Regions from separate parts of the Mus musculus genome. Here regions 2 and 3 are each linked to region 1. Evidence: chromatin loops called from intact Hi-C (ENCODE). Cell type or tissue: heart. All regions are shown on one strand.

The links. A loop is a pair of places that touch in the nucleus more often than their neighbours do. Peaks named below come from ENCODE experiments on the same cell type or tissue, not always from the same donor. Only the 100,000 strongest peaks of a DNase experiment are listed, where the experiment ranks them.
Region 2: it touches region 1 in a loop (8-fold over the local background); 5 of 42 quality-filtered maps call a loop at or near these places.
Region 3: a loop joins it to region 1, with 2.1 times the contacts of the local background. A loop is called at or near these places in 2 of 42 quality-filtered maps.

What each region holds. Positions count from the first base shown.
Region 1 is chr1:184,445,602-184,453,601 of GRCm38, reverse strand. No RefSeq gene overlaps it. Among named protein-coding and RNA genes, the nearest start is that of Gm34229, 18 kb to the right of the region's middle. In heart, no CTCF peak of the experiment used is centred here; DNase peaks (open chromatin) are centred at 4,361, 5,501 and 6,141.
Region 2 is chr1:184,286,631-184,294,630 of GRCm38, reverse strand. No RefSeq gene overlaps it. Among named protein-coding and RNA genes, the nearest start is that of Gm34177, 39 kb to the left of the region's middle. In heart, no CTCF peak of the experiment used is centred here; a DNase peak (open chromatin) is centred at 4,750.
Region 3 is chr1:184,391,303-184,399,302 of GRCm38, reverse strand. No RefSeq gene overlaps it. Among named protein-coding and RNA genes, the nearest start is that of Gm34229, 37 kb to the left of the region's middle. In heart, a CTCF peak has its summit at 3,867 (motif pointing right); a DNase peak (open chromatin) is centred at 3,872.

The DNA.
Region 1 (8,000 bases):
ACCATTTTACCACATTTTGCTGTTATATAAATGGCAGAGTTGTTATGCCTGTAACCAGCACCCGGTGAAAATATTTATAGTCATCAGTGGTCTTTCTCCATGGTGAGAATATTTATAGTCATCAGTGGTCTTTCTCCTTTACCCTGCTTTCTATGATGTCATAGTGACAGCCTGGCAGGCTAGACCATAAGAGTTGATATGTGGGTCTGGGGGGTATAGCTCAGTTGCATCTGTGAAGTCCTGTGTTTCATCTATGGTACTAAATGAAACCGGACATGATAGCACGTGCCTGTAAGCTCCGTCCTTGGGCGACAGAAGCAAGAGGATCAGCGGTTCAAGGTCAGCCTTGGCTACGAAGTGACTCTTGGAGAACAGCCTGGACTGTGAGTGTTACTCAGGGGTTTGTTGATTTTGTAGTTTTGAAAAGCAAGGAAGGGGCCGAAGAGATGGCTCCGTGGTTAGTAGGACTTGATGTTCTCTTAGAGGACCAGAGTTCTCACCACCAACATCAGGCCGTTCACAATCTACTATAACATCAGCTGCAGAGGATTTGATGTCCATTTTTAGCCTCTAAATGACCCTCTAATGTAAGTGCTGGCGCCTACACACAAATAAATAAATAACAAAACGTTTTTTTTAAAGTCATGGGGAAATGTCATTAATATGTATTAAATCAGCACTGGTGAATTCATATTAAATGTGTGTGAGGGCTATGGTATACTGACGTGGTCCGTTCCTGCGGATGAAAGGCTCCGCATTTAATCCCACGCAGGGCAAGAGGAAGGCAAGAATCAGTTGTTACATAGGCTGGACAAAAAAATCTCAAGATTTGAAAATTCCGAGGATATAGGATTAGTCTATTTGTATTGTTCTGGGTTGGGCCTGGGCCGCAAAAGACTCACAGAGCCTTGTTTTAAAACCTCTGGGCCGGACAAATTCTGAACTTCAGAATTTGGGGATCTGGGAGTGGTCACATGGTATGGGCATGGCGTGTTACAATCCACAGTGTAGTCAGATGTAGCAGACTGTGCCCAAGTGTGGGCACATTTTTAAAGATGTGGAATCAAGGTGTTTTCTCCCTAGACTGTAGGAGGAAAATCCGTGTGTGTTGTGTCAGTTCAAGTCAAGATTTACCACCATATGAGCGGAGCTCATGTAAAGTGTTCTCGGCTGAGTGAGGAAGAAAGAAGGAATGAACTGTGGAAAACACACCAGGAGCTGTGGACTCTGTACAGACTGGTCGGTCCAAGCTAATACAGGAGCCATGGTGGGCAGCCTGTATTAGGTCACATGACCTGAGGTTTCACAGGCCCTTGGTTCAGTTCCTCCCACATCTGCTCATCTTCCTATTAGGAGACTGTTTTGTTGTTTTCTTTATTTAACAAAAGATTTATCCTATTTGTGTGTGTGTGTGTGTGTGTGTGCGTGCGCGCGCGCGCGCGCGCGCGCGGGCACATGTATGCTTTGTGTGTGTGTGCACCCATGGAATCCAGAACTGGGCCTCACATTCCCTGGAGCTGAAACTACAGGCATCTGTGAGCCTTGGGATCTGGGTGCTAGCATCCAAACTACAGTCATCTGACAGAACAGCGATAGCAAGCTGTCTTAATGACTACCTTACCCCTTCAGCTCTTACTGGGAGATTTCTGGTGAGAACACATTGGTACACTTTCCCCTCTGACAGCATTCAGTAGTACTCTGTCACACACACCCTCCTTCCTGTGAGTCAGGGAAGCAGGCCTGAGGTTTTAGGAGGGGCAAAGGAGCATGTACTCTGGGAATAAGCTGGCCCAGCCTCTCAGAAGGAGTATAGTACTCCACAGCAAGAACTCACAGTATTGCTAGAACACTAGCTATGTGGGACCACCCCCTGGGGCTTTGTAAAATTCTAATTGCGAGTGAGTCCTAGGAATGACAAACATTTTCTCAGATGATAAACCAAGTCTCAGCCAGGAATCTCAGGGAATGGGGGATTTAAAAAATCAGCTCTGATGGTTGGTGCTTGTAATCCTGGTACTTGCGAAGCCGAGGTGGAAAGTTGCTGTGAGCTCAAGGCTAAGCCCTGGCTGAGTAGTGATTTCCAGGGCAGCATGTGTTCAAAAAAAAAAAAAAGCTCCCAAACACCTTAAATAATCCAACGATCCCAAGCATCTTGTCCAAGAAGCTGGGAGACAGCTTTGGTGGCCCCTCTACCCTCCTCTGGTCATTGCTAGATCCCTATCCTTGCCATGCTGTGTTCAGAGAGACCATGAGGGGTGTGCTGCAGACCCCACACAGCTTTCCAGCAATGAAATGTCCTCAGGTATTTCAGCATGGAATTCCCTCTGCAAGGGATCGTTGTGTAGAAGGAAGCCTCACGCTCAATGTTATCTTCACTGTCTCCTGTTTTATTCCTTCAGATGTATGATAGCTTTAAGTTCCGTCCCACAAAAAATACTTATGCCACCATCCAAGAGTAGGCTTTTCAGGGACATTTGCAAACTGGATGCACTGAGCAACTGCTTCTTTCGGACTTTCTCTCAGGATCCCAGGGACCTCAGAAGGCGCCTCGGTTTGAGAAGCACGGACTTTATGTGTTCTTCTAATACTTCATCCTTTGCCCTTCAAGGTGGACCCCGGGTACTGTGTTGACCATTGTCTGCTTCATCTATATCTCTGAACTAGGTCAAATAGATACAGATCATGACTGCTGTAGAAAGGGGTTTGGAGGAACCCCATAACAATTATCTTTTAAACTTTTGGTTTGTTTGTTTGGAAACTGAAGCCTCTCACTGTTAAAGGGCTTTCTTAAGATGATAGACCATCCTTGAACTCGACTAGTCATATAGAATGCACAGGAGCACACAGAGCATTCTGCACCCACTAACTACCTTTCTCTCCTTCCATGTGACCTGAGCGGATCAGGTCAAGTTGTGCAATCTCTACAAACTGAGGCAAATACATCTCCAACTTCTTTGAGCTGCTGGGGTTCCTTTAAACACTGTATACTCAGTTAAAAATACTCTTACTAGTTGCTTGGCTTTGGGTTCGGGTCAAGTATCCTGCCTCCATGTGTGTCTGGTGTAGCCCTTCTTAGAGATGCGGAACAGAAGGAGGAGGACGTGTTGTGATTGGGTTGTAGCTCACCGGTAGCTTGCCTAGCATGAAGGACGCTCTGAGTTCAGTCCCCAGGATCATACAAAGTGGTCACAGTGGTACGTGCTTAGGATCCTGTCACTTGCAAGGTAGAGAAGAGAGGATCAGAGGTTCCAGGCTATTCATTCTCTGCTGTGGAGGGAGGTGAGGTCAGGCTTGGAAACATGAGACCATGTTAGGAAGGAAAGAAGGAAGAAAGGAAGGGAGAGTGGAAGGGAAGGTGGGAGAGATGGCTCAGTGGTTAAGATTAGTGTTTATAATTTTCACAGAGGACCAGGTTCAGTTCCCATGGAGGAGCTGGAGTCTGTAACTCTAGGTCCAGGGGACAGATGCCTCTTCTGACCCTTGTGGGCACTCTGAGCACGTGATGCATGCACATACACTCGGGTGTGCGTATATACACACACACACACACACACACACGCTATTTTTAATATGAAAGGAAGAAAGGAAAGGAGAAAAAAGGAAAAAAGAAAAGAAAGAGAGAAAGAGAGGAAGGAAGGAAAAAAGGAAGGAAGGAAGGAAAGAAGGAAGGAAGGAAGGAAGGAAGGAAGGAAGGAAGGAAGGAAGGACAAAGGAAGAAAAAAGGAAAAAGAAAACCAGGGCTCATAGGAATGGAATGTTCAATAATTATTATAGGAAACACTATTCTACAGTATTTTGAAATCTTAATTTCAAAGCTGTCTTCCTACCTGCTTTTCTTTGACTGGTTAACGACAGGACCCATGTAAGTTAGATTATAGGAAAATCATTATTTTTCTCTTACTTTAAGCCTATATGACAATGAAATAGTTCCATAGTATTTGACAGAAGAAGATAGTTGAACTTTGGATTCAACGTTTTAATACCAGCCTGCTTGGGATGAACAGATTGAGAGAGAACTGGGCCCTATTTAGATCTCTCATGATATCTTTTAAAGATGAAAAAAACAGCCTAGGAGATAAAAAAGAAAAAAACAAAAACAAAAACAATTACTTATTTTAGATTTAAGATGTTTAAGAGCCTGTGGAAAACCCAGTTGCCTTTTGCCTCTCAGTAATGTTTTCGGCAGGCACGGAAGTCTGTATCCCTTTGCAGCTTTCCTTAATGACAAAGGAGCCCTGTGCAGGACCGGGAAGGACATTAACCTCCGCTCACCCTCAGCCATAGCCTGTGATCATGATGTACCAAGTCTGCCTGCGAGCACCGACAAACGCAATTAACTCTCGGAGAGTTTGTCAGACATCTGGACCTTTGGCACCCACAACCAAAACATCTGGACATTTGTTTGAGTTCTCTCCTTGTTTTCCAAGTTTTGATACAGTGTCCCAGTCATCACTGGGACCCAGCACTTCCTATGGCGCTAAGCCAGGCTAATGGCTTCCCCTGCATCTGCCTGCTTCACCATCACCAGATCCAATTAATCCTTGGCCAACGATGAATCCTTTCACACAGAACAGTGCTTAGGATTGGCATCGAACCCAGATGCCCGAGAGCAAGCCTTGGGCTCCTCACAGAGTCTCATGTTGCTCAAACAGCCACAGAGAGTCAGGGTGATACGGAGTGTCTAGTTGGTATGATGTTACACCATTGAAAGAAAGAGTGTCCAACATCAAAGTTCACAAAACCATTCAATGATGTCACCATTGTTAGCCAGGCTGGTGGAATACCATTCTGTCCATTACTGGTTGTTGATGTAGAAGTGTTCAACTTCAGCTGATGGTTGTTTACCTCAAGTTTTCCATGTCAGAAATTAACAAAAAAGAAAAGCTAAAAAAAAAAATACTTGTATCTGCTTTGTCAGGTAAAATAATTTTAACGATGAACTGCCTGTGGTGGCGTACACATGCAATCCCGCCTCTCAGGGACTGAAGGAGGAGGATCACAGGTTCAAGGCCAGCCTGAACTACATGCTATTAAAAATTAAGTAACGAAATCAAAGAAACCAAAATTTCAAATAAAGCTTGGTACCTGGGTCAACGATGAGAAACTTTGAACTCTTTCCTTAGTCTGGGTTTCAGTTTTAGCTCTGTAACCTTGAGCAATCTGCACACGGCTTTAAGCCTCAGTGTCTTCACCTTCAGGACATCAGAAATACTCATCAGCTTCGTTTCTCTTTGTCAAAAGGCTGCATCAAATGATGGTGGGATTCAGCTTGGCAGAGCGTGGGCTCGAGACTACCACTTAACGGCTGCCGTCCAAATATTTGCCACAACCTAAGTTAGCAGGCGAAGGACCTGGAAGTTAATCCGCCAGAGGCTTACTCCTGCCAGGGAGGACCAGAGGAGGTCAGAGAAACCCCTTTGGCTTTCATCATTTCTCCTTGTTTAAGTCTCTTCATAGTTCAAGAAGGAAGCAGCTTCCAGGCCTCTATTACTACTGCCCCCTGCTGGCTGGGGAGGGAAAGACTGGAGGCCCGAGATGAAGCACAAGTTGCCTCCTCTGGGCCTCTCTTCTCATGCTTCTCTTTGCCAGGTCCTCGGGTTTCTTTAAATATTAAAGCCAAATAGGCTCCTATAAAAAGACGTGAGGGCATGAATACCATCATTGCCTCTTCAGTACTGTAAAATTTTATGGTTATGTAGGAACTCAATATTAAAATAAAAAGCCACAAGGAAATTCCTCTGGATAAATAATTAGTTGTACTCGGAGACAGATAGAAGGGGCAATGAATTTCTCTCTTCTCTCTTCTCTCTTCTCTCTCTCTCTCTCTCTCTCTCTCTCTCTCTCTCCCTCCCTCCCTCCCTCCCTCCCTCCCTCCCTCCCTCCCTCTCTTTCTCTGACTTTTCAGCATAGACAGATGGTTTACGCATCTTCAGCATCCAGGGCTTTTGGGGAAGCGTTATATAACCTCAGAGCAGTCACCAAATGAAATAAGAAATTCCTCGTTTGGCAGACAGAGCTCGAGTATAGAGTTCATAAACTTTAAGAAGGCTCCCAAGTCCAAAATCAGAGACAACCTGCTCCAAGTCAGCTCCCATTTGCACTTAATTAGGGAGTGTGTTTTGGAGGTCAGTGAAAACCAGTGGAGTATGTTTTCATAATAACTTTCCTCACAATAAAATTATTTAGGAGGCAGCTGTCCAACTTTTTCTGGAATGAGGGCAAGAAAAATGAGGACACAGAGTGAAGTTATTGGATACCTTATCTGGAACTGCCCAAAGCGTTGTCTGGGATCCAAAGAACACACAGTACCTTCTGGATTAGGGGAGAGGAGCCAAGTGCTTTTATAGTCTCAACAATTTTCTTAACTGTGCAATTTTGCTTTATTGCTAACAAGTAAGTGAAGCAGTTTTGAGGATTTCAGATACTGGAGAACAAAAGCCGGCCTGGAGCTGTAACCGTGTCATTCTTCCTGAAGGAAAGCAGGAAGGGCTTGGATTGAGGACAACCCAAGAGTCAGGTTTGGAGAAAGCAGTCAATAGTGAGACTTAGGAATGGTCGCTGTGTGCACCTGAGCTACTCAGAGAGAACACAGAGTGTGGGGCACACTGGGCATCGGTGCCTCTGAGGACAGAGTTTTACATGGTGTTGTCCTTGCTCAGAGCTCTAGAGAATAGAAGAAATCTGAAGGCACACATTCCCTAACATTTTAGGTAAACAAATCCTAACAATATTTTAAGTTCTTTGTACCTATTTAAAATTGTTTATTTTTCCATAGGTTTTGATCACATTTCACCTCCTTGATTCCTCCCAGATCTTCCCCACCTTCATACCCACCAACTTCATGTTCTCTCTCTCTCTCTCTCTCTCTCTCTCTCTCTCTCTCTCTCTCTCTCTCAAATGACAAGAACAGAAATGAAAAAATGTAAATCAAACCAAACAAAAACCCAGTAATATTTAAAAAATGCCAAAATGAAACACACACACACACACACACACACACACACACACACACACATCACCACCACCACCACCACCACCACCACCACCACCACCACCACCATGTCTGGTTTGTGTTGTGTTGGTCACTCCTCTTGGCCCCAAAGCCAGCCCTGGAGTGTGGTTGATATACCCAATGACACTCCATTGGAGAAAACGGATTTTCCTCTTTCCCAGAAGGTAGCAATGGCAAATAACATCTTGGGTAGTGGTGGAACCCTGTGTCCACTTCCCCCTCTCAGTTCTGGACTCATCTGGCTTAGACCTGTGCGTGCTGCCACAGCCCTTATGAGCTCATATGTGCCTCAGTCCTATTGTGTCAGCCACCACGTCTGGCTCTTATAGTCTTTCCTCCCCTCTTCTACACAGTTCCCTGAAGCTCGAGGGCAGGGCTCTAATGAAGACATTCCATTTAAGATCATGTGCTCCAAAGGCCCTTACTCCCTGCATAGTGCCCAGTTGCAGATCCCTGTGCTAACAGTCTTCTAGTGCAAGAAGAAGCTTTTCTGATGGAATCGAGCAATGCTCTGAGCTGTGGGCATAGCAGTAGGAGTCATTTTATTGCTGTATTCCATAGCCGACTTTTCACTAGGCCCATGGCCCAGATAGTTTCAGCCTCTTGGACATTTTAACAGTCTCAGGGGAGGCTTCTGTCTCATAGGATAGACCTTAAAGCCATTTTTACTTTTTAAAAAAAGTATTATTTTAGCAGCCTGGGCTGCACAATAATGCTAGATCAATCAACCTGGGCTATATTGGAAACCTACTTCAAAAAGGGAATGCCGAAAAATGAAAATAGAGAAAAAGACATGAATGTAGTGGTGTGAGTTAAATGCTTCGGAGGTGTGATCAGCAGGATCAGGAATTTTAAGAGCAGCCTCTGCTATATAGCAAATTGAAGGTCATCCTGGGCTACATGAAATGACTCTACCTTCATCACTGACCACCCAACAAGAATATCTTTTTAGATATTTCTAAATTCCATTTGGTTTTTGTCACTCCCA
Region 2 (8,000 bases), 160 kb after region 1:
GGGCAACTGGATCTTACCATTCCAGTAGAGAAGGAGGAGTTGCTTATGGGCCCTCTGGGAAGGCAAGGAATACAAGACAGAGGAAAAGGTTCCTTTTTTCCCTCCTCCCTCCCTTCCTCTCCCTCCCTCTCTCCTCCCTTTCTCTCTTCCTCCCCTCCTTCCTTAATTTTTGAGCCAAGGTCTCAATATAAATCCCAGGCTGGTCTTGAACTTTTCATCCTCTTGCCCACCCTCCTTAAGTGCTCAGAGGACAGGAGTGGACCACCATGTCCAACTGATGTGATCCTTCTTTGAGCTGCTCTTGGTCTTTCCTTGGAAACCCAGTCTCTCCCCTTGCATGCAAAGCAAAGAAGATCTGAGATGGCAAGACCTGTTCAGGTTTGAATGAATCTCCTTCGATGAAATTTACAGGAGAGAAGGGGCATCTGACCTCATACCTTTCAGAGTTCCCTTAGGGGTGCATCGTTGGGCAGGGACAGCTGAGCGTTTCTTCTCTCTGTTGCCTTTCACTGACTTCTCAGTTCAAATGACTCTCTGTGCACCAGAATTTCCTCATCAGGTGAGTGGAGGAAACAGGATCCAGAGGCCAGCTGCCTGTTTTTACATCCTGGTCATGATCCTTAGTGGATGTAGCATCTCAAGGACATTTCTTAACCTTCTAAGCTTTAGTTTCATGTCTTGCAGTGAAGGGATAATAATTACCCTTATTTCCTAGGCTTCCATGTGATAGTCGATATAAAGTACTTGAGATAATTTATACAGAACAGAATAAGCTATTACTATTAGCTGGCATTTATGGCAACTATTTTTATATCAGTTATATGAACCCAAGTTGATCTTATTTATCACGAGCTTGTTTATGGTATTTGCCTCAGTTAGGCATGATCTTTAAGAAGGCAGAAGCCATGTCTATTGCAATAACTAAAACAGTACCCTGGATAGAGAGCGTGCATTCAGAGAATAAGTATTTGATGACGGAGCTATCATGTGGGTTAAGATCAATCACCTTCTCTAGCTATAAGAATATGCTTAAAGCTAATCTACCTGATATGGATCCATTGAGAAGGTGCTAATGGTTGAACCATCTCTTAGGGAGAGAGATCACATAAGGTGTGCGTTCCAGTGAGAGGGGACTGAGAGTTGGTGAAGGGAAGGTTAAGGAACACCAAAAGAGTGGGTCTTGAACTGAAACCATTGCTAGTGTGAGGAGACAGGAAATTTAAAGGTCAAAGAAAGAAGACAAGAGTGTGGCTCTAGCATGAAGTATGGGAACATGCATTAGTTTAGTGTGGGAACAGACTGCTAAAGACTCCTACCCCTCCCACCCCCAAGCAAGGTCACAAATGAATGGAACAGCCCTATGCTGAGGACTGAGTTCTTGCCAGGAAGCATGGCTAGGTGAGGAAAACTAAATTGGAAAGACTGGAGAGAGGAAACAGCCACTGGAAAATAATTCCAAGACACTTTTCAAATGCTTCTTTAATTTTAAGCTTACCTTGACAATTCTAACTAGCCATTCACATGACATTTGGCCTGACCTGCCTTGTATTTTGAGTATTTTGGGCTGTTTATTTGTTTGTTTGTTTGTTTTGTTTTGTTTGTTTGTTTCATTTTTTGTTCGAGACAGGGTTTCTCTGTATAGCCCTGGCTATCCTGGAACTCACTTTGTAGACCAGACTGGCCTAGAACTCAGAAATCCACCTGCCTCTGCCTCCCAAGTGCTGGGATTAAAGTCGTGTGCCACCACGTCCGGCTTGGGATGTTTATTTGATTATTAGATTATAAATAGAGATTTCTCTCAATGAAATGATATAGCCTAATTTTTTGAGACCAACCATGGTGATTAACTTCAATTGCTGGCCAAGCCAGCTCAGTCTGTCAAAGGGTTCTCCAGGGAAGGAATGAGGATTAAAAAGAAAATGAACAATTAGACAACAATGTAGCATGACCCCAGCATGTTCTGAGGCTGAGATGGGTTTATTTTTCTCTCAGTCTGCTTTTATCCCATTTTAATTACATGCAAATAATAAGGTCGGTTCCAGGTTAAGGAACAAGCAAGACAGTAAACACAAATGGTCAAGGAAGAAGCTCTCTACAAATTGCCAACTTGACAAACCTAGAATCTCCTAGGAAATGGGTCTCAATGAAGGATCATCCATGTTGAGTTGCCCATGTCTATGAGGAGTCATCTTAATAAAATTTAATTGATGTGTGAAAACCTACCTAGCCCACTACTGGCAGCTCCATTCCCTAGGCAAGGGTTCTGAACTATGTTAGAACTTGAGCAGAGCACAGGTAAGCATGTATGCATCCATTTTCCTCTGGTTTTGAATTTGGGTGTGATGTGACTGACTGACTGTTTGAAGTTCCTGAGTTGACAGTCCCACAATGATGGACTTTAGTAATCTGAAATTATAAAATGATATAAATATTTTTATTCCCTAAGTTGCTTCTTGTCAGAGTATGCTGTCACAGCAATCAGAGTGAAACTAGGACATCAACCCACAAAAGAAATTGCAGTTCTAGTAAATGCTACCTGGAGGACATGTTGAACAGTTTAAACTTAATGCTTATATCTCTGACTTCTTTTAATCTCCAAACTGCACTTTCTATGAGTAAGTAGTTCACATGTCCACCTTCTCTTTTTTCACTCTGCCCCATGCCATTGTCATTTCTGCCCTGAATATTAAAGCAATGCTTGTTTTAATCTTTTAATTACTTTGTATATTTGTGCAGATGGATATTAGTTCAAATTATAAATTCTCAGTAGTAAGATACTAGTTAGTGTATTTGTATGACTGTCATGAGAACAGTGACACAAAGCTTCAATATTTCAGTATTCTGTTAAGGTGTTTAGTTGTGGCACTTTCCCTTCTCTGAAAAGTGTATATTCATAGCTAAATATCAAAGTTGTTTTTTTAAATACTTAGCTGGGCATGGTGGTACATACCTGTGACCCCAGTAAGCTTGAGGCCAACATGGGTTATATAGTGAGACCTTGCCTCAAAAAAATTTTTTTGAATTAACTTTATTTTAAAAACTGTGTGCTGGAGAGTTTTTCTAAGAGGTTTTTGAAAATCAGAAAGCAGTAGATATATCTGCCATAATCTACTCAAAGGTCAGACGGGGTTTAGTAGTAGGGTAACAGAGCTGATAGTATTAGTTCACTGCTGAAAGTGATGCTCTCTGGAACGGGAAGAGCACATCTTCCCTTTGGAGCATTATTGCTTCCTGATGCGCCTTGTTTGCGTGGCGCTGGTCTGGCTAGAGGTTCCATTATGACTTCATTACCTGTGACTCGCATGGAATGAGTGGAACTTTTTGTTCTGGTACTATGTGAACTTCCCAGCTCTTGGCAGTGTCCAGGGACAAATGTAGGCACATAACGTTGAGTGCCAGGCTCTGCTGTGCTAATGATTCTTTTTTTTTTTAACAAAAGTTGTTTTAGATGAATTTTGACATTGATCAAAAATAACACTCATTTTTAGGAAAAAAAAATTGGAATCATCAAACCAAGGAAATTTTCAACCAAAGTAAATCGTGAGCTAAATGATAGATATTTGGCAAAATACCATCAGCTAGGCACCCTAATATGAAGACCATGTTTGGCTGTCTCATACTTTTTCTATTTGCCACCCCTTCAAAGTATTATGCTTAGAAGTTGAAATGAGGCTTTGCCTGGTGAACTATTACTTCTTGCTCAAGCTGTGTGATAACCTACTTACTCCTAAAGGTCCCATATGCAATTCTAACACCAGGGACAGCTCAACTTCTGGTGCCATATTAATATCCACAGAACAGTTCTTTCCCACTTGAGTCTAACACTGATTCCACATGGTGCCCAGGGCTGGTGTTAATCTTACTATGCCCCACTTAGCACACAGCTTGCGGTATAGCTGGACCTTGACAATCTTACCTAGAATTAAAGTGGATGAATCAGTTTTCACGAGGAAAGGCTGATTAATGGTTTCTTCAGACTCAGACGTACCTGGTGAACTGTTGGAACCTAAAGCCACTTCCGATTCTTGATTTCCGATAGCCTCATCATTGACACCTGTGAATATTTCCCCCCAACAACTATGGATTCCAACCCTCTCTGCTAACTCTGAGAATCAAGGGTTGGTACAACTATTTGGTGACTTTAAAGGCTGTTAGCCACATACCACAAAGAAAAAGAAGAGGGAACTGTAAGTGGTTGTAAGGGGGAAAAAAAAGATGAAGGCTTTGGGTGTGTCTTAGAATGGTCTTTAAAATAAACACAATAAAAACTTATCCTGTAATCAGTAAACAGTAATATAATTAGATTTTTTTTTCCTATTTACTTCCTTTAACATGCAATGGGGGGAAGTGGAAAACAAAAGTCAGGGACTCAATCAAGCAGATGTTTCTCCAGTTATTATTTTCTCCTTGCTGTTGTTTACAAGACGAGATTCCTTGAACAAAATGTGACTCACAGATTCCAGTGGGGCCAGCTATTCTCCATGGGAAGGAAAGAGAAAAATAAGGGAAGAAAACTCAGATCATATGCTTTTATTATGCACATTATTACGCCTCATTAATTAACCCAACCACTGTCCCAGTGACGTTCTGGGCTCACTTCACAGGAAAAAATTAGTCTGGATTGCCAAGTTAAAAGACAATTACAGGAAGATCAAATTATGCCTACATTGCATTCTGTCAGGGCACAGAGCCAAATTCCTGTCAGATTCATAAGACTGGAGTGTCCTCACTAAAAACAGCCCCGAAGAACCCACGTCACAAGACATTTGGCGTCCACACAGAGGATGTGTTGGACCTGCCTGAGTTTCCTTTCTCAGAACCGTATAATGGACCATGAGAATGGGCTCTCTGACAGTCCCTGCCACATGTCAGCTGGGCAAAGCCTTTGTTCTGCCCAGTAAAGCATAATAGGAGCTGGATGTGGCGATGCATGCCTGCAATCCTAGAACTTCAGAGACTGAGGCAGGGGGATTGAGGACAGGTGGCTGTATAAGGAAATCTGTATCCAGAAAACAAACAAAACAAAACTTAATCATAATACATGAGTGAAAGAAAACCTCACCCCCAATCAAACCTCTGGAAAAGAGTGGAATATGCCTTGTATCTAATAAGGAGTAGGGTCTTACATCTTAGGGTCTGGAAACCATTAGAGGGCAAACTGTAAGGGAGACATCTTCCTGGTTCTTGTTCTAGGGCATTCCTCCTTCATAGTTGAAGGTGTTCAGTATGTTGTTTTCCAAGTCGCTAGCCTATGGGGCTGAAAGCACACATTCCTTAAGACATAGAGTCTGTTGGCTACCTTTCTGAGATGCTCACTGAAGCAGAAGCATCTTCCTGAGGATTCTGAGCCTAGGTCTAGAAACGACTGGAAGTTTTCAAACTCCTTCTCTCAGAAAGCCAGGGTGCACAGGCACTAAGCTCTGTGGGCATAGCCATATTGTGAGGAAGCACAAGCTACGTGAAGAGCAGCCACACGCAGAGCCCAGGAGCAGAAGACACTCAGGACTTGGGTTTAGCCATGCTCTTCCTGACAAATTGTCCAAGCCAGCTCGTCAAGCCACCCTGATGCTTCGGCATTGGAGAGCACAGAGGAACTGCCGCTACCTGGTGAGGCCTTTCAGGACAGACAAACGGTATTCCTCTGCACATGGATGCTTTCCCATAATCCCCTTAGTGTCTTTGTGGCCTCTGGCACACACGGTTCTGCTGTCGCTTCTAAAACAGAGTTCTTTCTAAGATTGTTCTCCTTGTGCAAATTTTATCTCCTATAAAAATGTGAAAGCTGTGGGTCTCCTTTTTAAAAATTGTTTGGTGTGTACTCTTTTACATAATGCTCTGTTTCATACGTGCAATTCCCTTCAAGTATTTTGTGCACTTTGACTGTATTTGCCGGCCCTCATTCTCTCTGTTTATTAGCCTCACCCCTCCCTTCTTGCTAGCACCCTCCCCTCTGCTTTAATGTCACAAAAAGTTTTATGTATCTATATAAAAAAATTTTCTGGAACTTACAAGTGGGAGAAAGCACACAATGTTTGTTTGTTTTTTGCATCTGACTAATTTTGATTAAAATGATCTATATAGTTGCATCCATTTCCGTGCAAATGATATAACTTCATTCCAGTTCATAGCTGGATAAAACTCTACTGTGTATATGTACTACATCTTCTGTATACATCTGTCTCTTCACAGACACCTAGACTGATTCCATATCTTTGCTACTGTGAATAGTACTGCAGTGAAAACAGATATGCAGGCATCTCTGTGTTGTACTTAATACACTTCGGTGTATTGCTTTCAATACACCCCTAGGAATAGTATATGTGGATATATCTCAATGTCTCCAGGAACCTTCATACTTATTCTCATAGTGGCCAGAGCAGCCAGTACAGCATACACAAGTATTTCCCCTTCCCAGTATCCTTGCCAACACTTGTTGTTAATTGTTTTCTTAATGATAGCCATTCTGACTGAGACAAGGTGGTTATTCTAGTTTGTATATACCATACCAAGGCTCTTAAAGCTAAGCACAAGTGAGCCTGTGCTTATCCTTGCTCTCCCCCTGCCCCTGTAGCATCCACCCTAGAACTGAAAACCAAAACAAGCCTGTGCTCCCCTAAATTGATTTTTTTTTGTAGAGATGTTTTTATCATAGAGACAAGGATGAAACTAGCAAGGGTGTTATTGTCAAAAACAGAATGAATTCAAAATAAGCAGAAAGTAACAACCATACCAGAAGATCAGTACTCAGAGCCCCAGGGACTGTAAAATGGTGTAGCCACTGTGAACAGACCACAGATCTTCCCAAAGGAACCACACAGATAGTTTTATGCAGTACTTTGTAAAGATGATACATTGTGGGTTACAATAATCATCTTTAAAGAAGCAATTGGACAAAGAAAATGAAGATGTAATTTAAAAAAAAATGTAGATGATAAAGCTGGCCTTATTGTAAACCTGCGTGAGATTTCAGATCATGAAGGTTGAAGTCAGACACCTGGTCACATTTCTAAAACCTGGTTTCCTCATTAGTTCATTAGTAAAATCTGATGAGTAGTTATACTGTCCTAACAACGCTTTGTGTCAGCGAGTCAAAGCCACTTCTCTTTTCCCACTGACCAGTATAAAAGCAGCCTGGTACACAGTGCTTTGTGGAGTTTGCTCAGGGCCCTAGGTATTGTAGGGTAGGGTGGCTCCCACTGTAGAGATGGGTTCTATGACAGCCGTAGCTCAGTAATATTGTAGGTCTGTGTTTAGTGTGGAGTGGGTGGGGACAGGAGGGTTCCACAATGATTTTCTGCATTAATTTTCATATTCCCATCAGCAGGGTGTAAGGCTCTTTCTTCTTCACTAACCCCAACCCCCCTCTCTCTCACACACACCCTTTGAGACGATCTCACTATGGTCCTGACTGGCCTAGTATCTACAGAGATCTACTTGCCTCTGCTTTCCAAGTGCTGGGATAAAGGCATGCACCTTTGTACCCTGCGTGTTGTATGTTTTCTTAATGGTTTCTATTATGATTAGGTCAGAATACAACTTCTGGAACTTGGTTCTGCCCTTCTGTGGGCTTTAGAGATCACACTTGAGTTGTTAAGTATATCTCACAGGCTCTTCATCTAGATTTGATTTGAATTTCTCTGATGGCTAAAGATGGTCAATTTTTATATGTCTAGGTAGCATTTTTACTTCATGTGCTTGGTATTTATATTTTGTTTGTTTGGTTTTGGTTTTGTGTATTTACTCTTTATATATATTGCTGCCAGATATATAGCTAGCAAAAAATCTTTCCCCTGTTCTGTAGGTTGCCTGCTCCCTTGGGTAATGGTTGCTTTCGCTGGGCAGAGGCATTATGATTTTATGACCCCATCTGCCAATTCTTACAGTTATTTCCAGAGATGCTGAAGTAATGATAGAATGTTGAAGGCACTCACGGTGCCCGAGGTTCTCATTTTACCATTGCTCTCGGCCACAGAGATTGAAGGGCTGGGTGAACTTCAGTC
Region 3 (8,000 bases), 54 kb after region 1:
TTTTGGACCAGTGACTAGGATGGAACAACATTGTGGTGAGTTAAGTGTAAATGGCTCAGAAACGGTCAGATTAAATTTCCCTGGAAACACCCAAGGGCTTCCAAAACGAATGGGGAGAAACACTGAGGCTGTGTGCATCTTAAACTTTACATTTTCTCTTGCTCTCTCTTGCACTTCGCTGATTTTATTTTCCTCTTCAAAACACTTCTTAGGGTGACCTCATCTCTGTGGTCAGCATGCTGTCAGGATGGATTGCCATTAATCCTGGTGCATTCTGGGTGGTCTAACCTGGTATCAGTCGCCCTGTTCCTGCTCTTCTCGAGTGAGCCTTCCCTTCTAATATTTGTTTTCAGTGTGGGAAGGGTGTAAACCTGCAAACAGTCCAGAGTCTGTGTGAAGTTTTCAGCGTTTGGAAATTCACCGTCATGACACAGAGATGAATGTGTGAGGCGGCTTGTCAAAAACAGATAAATCTCAGTTATTTAACTCAGAAAACACAAGTCTGGGTGAGGCTGATGTGGGGGAACCTCATCAGTCAAGATGTGAAGAGTCAGACATGTCTCAACAGAAAACATATCAGAAAAAAATAATTATAGTCCTGTTTCTGAAGTTCAGCTTTAAACACATGTTCAACTGCTTTAGAAAAACGTTCCTCTGCCCCTTCCCCCTGAGGAGATTCCCACAAAAGTAACCAATTTCTATTTGTAGGCATTTGAGTTTATTTTCTTTTTATCCCCATCTTTGGAGATGTCAGATTGGTATCTATGTCTTTTAATCCCCTGATCTCACCCTAGTTTGGTCAGTGAAGTTTGTCAAATGTTTAGCTCTTTCTAAAGATGACGTGTTGACATGGTGCCTCAGTGTTTCTCCTGTCTAATCTCCAGGCAGTGTAGTTCACGCGGGCACTAAGTGGTTTGAAGTCCTTCCTACCACAAGACATTATATGATAAGGAAAAGCCATTCAGTTTACTCAATAAGCTCAACAACAGTAGAAAAACCGGTGGCTGCTTCTCAGCTTAAGTTAGGAGCGTCACTGGCTAACTGAGTGAGAGAAGCTGCAAGCCTTCTCACACAGATACCTGTAGTGGAAGATAAACTGATCTAACACACACACACACACACACACACACACACACACACACACGTAGTCTAGAGCCCAATACAAACCAAGACACCATCCTTAAACCTTCAAGCTTGAAAAGCCACCTAACTTCAGAAGAGAAACTATGGGAACCTGCTCTTATGATGCTGCTCCCTCCCTCCGAGTCTCTTGATTTCCCTGAAGATTAGCCAGGCCATGAAAACAGCTAGCTTCAACTGGAGCATATTATCTGAGTTGGTCTGGTGGACAGTCCTCAGGCTAAGCATGGCAGAAGTGGTGACATGAAGCTCACATCTCTGCTAGCCTGAACTTATGCCATAGTTTATATATATGTGTGTGTGTGTGTGCATGTGTGTGTATGTGTATGTATGTATGTATGTATATATATGTATACACACACACACACACTCACACACACACACACACACACACACACACTCATACACACACACACACACACACACACACACACACACACTCATACACACACACACACACACACACACACACACACACACACACACGGCGACTGATACCAGGCTAGACCACCCAGAACGCACCAGGATTAATGGCAATCCATCCTGACAGCATGCTGACCACAGAGATGAGGTCACCCTAAGAAGTGTTTTGAAGAGGAAAATAAAATCAGCGGAGTGCAAGAGAGAGCGAGAGAAAATGTAAAGTCTAAGATGCTGATATATATAATCAGCTATGCTACAGACAAGGAGTATACAGGAAAGTATATTGAAATTCTTTTATTTCAACTAGTTAGATCATGAACCTTATTATGACAAACGGTGGTATGTATATTAATCAAAGCAGTTGTTAATAAAATAAGTATAAGGAAGAACAGGACTCAAAGTGGTACACAAAAGCTTTTCTTGCCATTACAGAAAGTATTGAAAGAGAAACCACAATATTAGAAATGTGGAAAAACGAAGAGCAAACTGATAACTGCAAATCCAATTGCATTTAGTCAGTGCATGAAATAAAAACATTTTAACCATGGTCAGAAGCAGAAGCAAACTGAGTTTCCTTCAAGGACGGGGCTCCAAGAGCCTGGCCATGCTCCAGTAGGTGGTTCCACAGCCATGCACAGATGAGCAGCATGAAATGCACTCAGCAAGTATTAGAGGGGGGAGGGGGGAGGAGGGGGAGGGCGAGACCCTATGGGTGGCTCAGTGGCTAAAGTCACTGCCTGCCAGACTGGAGGCACTGGGTTGGTTCCTAGGGACCCACATAGTGAAAGGGAAGAAATGATTCCAGAACATTATCCTCTGACTTCCGCAACGCCATGGCTTGCTCCATGTGTCACACAAATAAGTAAATATAATAAATCTTTAAAAATTAGAGAGTGAGGAGGGGGAGGGGGAGAGGGAGAGGAAGCATATAAATGAATTCAGGAGGGGAAAGTGACTGGAGGGAGGTGAAGAGGTAGGGGAGAGAATGGGAGTGGATTTGATCAACTGTGAGTGTTTGTAGCCTGGCCCCCACTTTAAGTCTGCTTTCTGTTCCTGATTATGTATATAATATGACAGTTGTCTCATACATCTGCCACTATGCTGTCCCTGCTGTTATGGATTCTAATTCACTGAATTGTAAGCCAGAAACACACCCTTCCTCTCTTAAGTTGCCTCCTGTCAAGTGTTTGGACAGGGCAATGAGAGGGTAGCCTCACTGGGGACCAGCAAGAAGACCAGTGAGTGGAAAACGGGAGAGCAGACCTGGCCTTGAAACACACTGTAGAAGTCTAGGGTTTTCTTTGATGAGCTTTGAGCAATGAAGGCGAGTGTTTACCATGTTCTCTTGCCCTCTTCTGGTGCCTAAAGGGAAGCTGACCAGAGCCTGGAAAGCTGGAAATCCGCAGTTCAATCAGGAGGCTGTGGCAATCATTCAGGAGCCGAACCAGTCGGTCAAAATGTGGGTAATGGCGGTGTCTATGAAATGGTCCTGGGATGCTGTGACCACAAACAAGAGGGGTTGCTTGCTGATACAGTGGATAGATTGAAAGAGAGGAATACAGGATGAGTTCAACGTTTTGCAAGAGTTGGAATTGATTATAAAACAAACATATTTAAGAGAGCAACACACTAGCCTAAGACTGAAGATATGACGCTATGAAAACTAACTGAAGGTCCCAATAGAATAGAACAGCAGAATGGGAGAACTTAAAAACAAAGAACGAAACCAACAAAACACATTGTCCTGTTTTGTCTGAATGTGCAATGTTCCCCACAGGGCTCACGTATTCAGGCTCGGTCCCCAGACGCTAGAACTGTTTGGGACGGTCTGGAAACCATAGGAGGTAGAGCATCCAGGGACTTAGTAGGCCAGGGAGGGACCTTTGAAGGTTATGTCAGGTCCTCAGTCCCCTTGCCAGCAGCTTTGCCTCCTGATGGTCTAGAGGAGAACATCATCTTCCTCAGCATGCTCCCTCTACCATGTCATCAGCGGCTCAGAATCAGCTGAGCCAAGATGGTGGGACTCAGATGTCTGAAACCATGAGCCAAAATAAGTGATTTTCCCTTTTAAGCTATCTCAGGCTCTCTGATCACAGATGTACAAAAATAAATAGCACACGTATTTAGGTTTGATTCAGCACAATCGGTGCCCGTGCCCGTGTTTGTCTTTGCTCTAAACACACTGTAGTAACCAAGGAAACGATGAGTGCACTGCACCGGGTTTTTAATGGCAGCCTGAACCAGGCATTCAAATCTTTTGACTCTGAGGATGGAGGCGCCATGTTTCCCAGGTCCTCGCATGGCGCTTCGTCTCCACCAGGTGGCAGCACTGAAGTTCAGAGGCTTTCTGCGCAGTCTCCAGGCTTAATGAGTATAAATGAGTAAAGACTCGGACCCGTCAGACTTCTAGTCTCCCTTTATCCCCACTTCCCTGGTGTCGGCACCCCCACCTTTCCCAGCAGCCTAACGAAGCTTTTGACGATATAATCTCTGGCTACATTATTCACTGGACATATCCAAGCCCAAGAAGCCATTTCCTGGAGACCACTTTTTAAAACTCTGTGTTCATTAGATCCACTAATACATTCTCGTGGAAACCACACTTTAATAAATTTCATAGTGCATGACCAGCGGACTTCATGAATATTAGTCACTCCAAGCACGTTTTGTTTATTCAGCTTCTCGCTCCTCTCCTCCCTTGCCTGACTCCAGACTTCTCCATCTGTGGAATGATAATAACAAAGCGAGAGAGCTGGCTGGCCACAGAAGACCGAGAAAGCAAGGAGTAAAAGGAGCTTTCTGAGCTCACACCTGTTTTAAGATTTGTTATCCTTAAAACGAAAAGCTGTGGGGATTCACTGGGCTCTTTCCTTGTGGCTCCCAGTGGGCTTTGCTGTAAACCACAGGGAGGAGTGGGGGCCTTCAGAACACTTAAAAGTACTTATGTCAAATCCATCCCATTCTTCCGGCCTCCGTTCCTCGGGCCAGCCACCATTCCCAGGGGCTGGAGCACATTACAAGGCCCCCACTTTGTATGAATGGGCACAAACAGACTTTTTCACCATTTCTCTGCGTCTACATTTGCAGACACATCCTGTAGGCTGCCTGAAACAGCCTTAATTTCAATTTACTGTCTCCCCGAGGACCTTGCCATTCTGTGGAAAGTGGAAACTCAGTGGTCCGTTCTTTTCCCCCACCTCTCCCCCCAGCCTCATTCTGTCCTCCTCTTTCAAAGAAAATGTGGAAGGGAGAACGTTTCCCCGAGATGAACAGAATGATGTTCTGATGCGTCTAACAGGGCCTATGATCTTTTATGTTGAAAAAAAAAAATAACAAGCAAGTTAGGCCACATTACCACATTTGGAAAGCGTTCAAAGTCAGTGTGCAAAACCGTGTAGGTGAAGCAGGGGTCTCCTGGAGTGCATGTGTGTACACGAGAGAGCATAAAATTATAGACTCAAGTTCTACATTGGTTTTTTGTTTGTTTTTATTCTTCTGGGGGCTATCTCTATCTAACTCCTTGTTATGGAAGTTTCAAATGTAGACACAAGCAGAACCAACTGTAGGCAAAGTTCCTAGGTCCTGCCTTCAGCTCTCATTCGACGCACCATGTTTTGTCTTGTTGTCTTCACACATATACGCATCTCCTTCCCTGGGAGATTCAGAAGCAAATGAAAAGGAAAGATCAATAAACAAACAACAGTAATAATGAAGGGACAACTTCTGCCCCATTGAGAGTTTTACCACAGTGGCTGCCTCACACCAGAGAGACCTAGAACCTGGGAGTTTTTCAGTCCACAAGGCTGGAGGTTTCAGCAGCTGCAGTCTGATGCAGGAAGCCTAACAGGTTCCTGGAGAAGAGGTGGCCCTTAGTGAACGACGGAGCCTGGAAACTGTGGCTCTGATATCAGCAATGATACCATCGCCAAATCAAGTGACCAGTGAGAGGAAATGCCCAGCAAGCAGGAGGGCAATATTCTTCCATCCTTTTTATTTGGGATGCTACCAGAAGGTGCCATCCACATGTGAGGAGGCTCTTCTCATATGAAGGAAGGCCACCAAGACAGTTCCTCAATTGAGGCTCACTAATCAGGTGATTCTAAACTGTGGCTGGCTGACATTCAAACCGATCATTACCCCTAGGTTCCCAAAGATATTCCCCAAGAGTCCCTTGATTTTTTTTTTTTTTTTTTTTTTTTTTTTTTTTACTCTTTATCAGAAAAACACCAAGCATTGATACAAGAAATGCACTGGGGCCACTTACAGAGACTATAAACAATGCAGCAATGCAGGTGACATGCACAGACTACACACAATGCAGGCAAATGTTGCACAAAGCAAACATTACTATGAGAGTGTAATAAGCTCTGATATTTAAAAATATGTTCGATTTTTATTTTTGTCTCATTAAAAAAAATTCAAAGCGTGCCACTTTGAACCTGCTCACTGGACTTTATTAGCATAGGGGGTGGGGTCATGGACCTCAGAGGGAACCTCTAACCTTAAATAGGGCTCCACTTCTGATATGATAGAGTAAGGACTGTGTCTTTGATGTCACTGGAAGAAATTGTCTAGACTGTGGTTTTGTTTTTGTTTTTGTTTTTTTTGTTTTTTAAGCTAAAAGCACTGCCGAGGTCTCTTTGTTCATGTATGGTTTTTTTTTGTTTTTTTTTTTTTTTTTTTTTGTCTTCACTCATATACGCATCTCCTTCATGCATTGTTTTCTGAGTGAAAGTATTAGTAAACAAAATAGAGAAAAATGATGAAGACAAAAATCAGATCCTTGGCATGTTTGAATGTTTACATTTTTAGGGACTAAAGCCTATTAACTGGCCTACGTGCTATGTGGAATTTCATATATCTCACACAATTCTTGAAATAAAAGACAACATAGACCTTATCATTTATGTGCCACATAAGGATATAAGAAAACTTGAGTTCGTGGGCTCGGGTGATAGCTCAGTTCTTAAAGTGCTTGTCTTGCAAACATGAGGACATAGGTTCGATCCCCGGGAAATCCACCTTAAAAAAATAACACCTAAGTGATGGCTGCACCAAAGATGTAGAAACAGGAGCGTCACTGGGACTCACCTGCCAGCCAAATTGGTAAGCCCAGGTCAGTGAGAGACCCTTCCCCACAAAACTAGGTGGACAGAGGCTAAGGAGTAAGTTATTCTCTGACTTCCACATGAACATGCACACACCAAGATGCACATTAGCATGCATATGGACACACACACAGGTATGCACGCACACACGCACACACAATCACACTCACTCACACAGGCACATACCAAAACAAAACTAAACAAAACTAAACAAGGCAAAACACAACAGAAGCCCCTGAAACTTAGGGTCCCAGAGGTTGAATTAGTCATGGCACCCTACTATGTCATGTCACCTGGAGACTGGGGATGCAGATGGTGGAGCCAGACAGCCTTCACTTGGCATCTTTGCTATGCTGCTCAGTGACACTTTCAGTGAGTTATGAATGAATAAGATGAAATGTATAAACACTCAGTGTCTAGTAGGTGCTTACCATATGTATACATAGAAGACATATGTAAATGTGATATATTTCAAAATATATAACATCTCTAAGGGGTGTGTATAAGTTAAATTGATGGGGAAGTCTATGGAGTTTTATTATTTTCAATTTACCTCTAGGAATATGGCAAATATGTCAAATTCAAAGACATTATTCACATCTTTAAACCAACAGCCTTTCAATATCACTCAAACGCTTGTTCTGTACATCTGTAACCACAGAAATGTGGTGAGAGCCCTGTAGGTATTGGGGAATTTAGCAAAGCTTGACAAACAATGGGGAAACCTTACAGAAGGAGCCATAATTCTGAGCAATCTCTTGTTTCATCAGAACCAGGTTCCTTTACAAGGTCTGAAGCGTGGTGGTTGGCAGTGTGTTTCTGAGGACGATTCCACTCTGACCATGGCATCTAGGAGAATCGAATATGGTGCTTATCATGGATGCTCTAACATCAGTTCTGCCTCTTACCTGCTGTGAGGTCTTGGACTGTGTTCTTAAGCTCTTCTTGCTTCTATTCTTATTTATACAATGGGGGTTCCTGATGTTGGTCATGGGATGAGAAAAATGCCTACCATGTAGATGATGTGGGGACTTTAATATAGTCACAGACAGAAAGTTTCTAGAGCAACACAGAATGTAAGTGGTTTTGACTTATGTTCATTGTTAATGAAATATTTATTATAGCTAGCACATATAAAAGACACACAAATCTTATATTTTATTTACAAGCTGTAAGCCTAGACTGGGCAGATTCCGAGATATTCTAACCTATATCCGGACCATAGACCCTGTGTTACTTGTAGTTTGAGTCTCATCCAGCTTTCTCTGTTCCATGTGTCTTCACAACAAACTTCTAATGGTCACACACTCATGGTCCATTTTTCCTCAT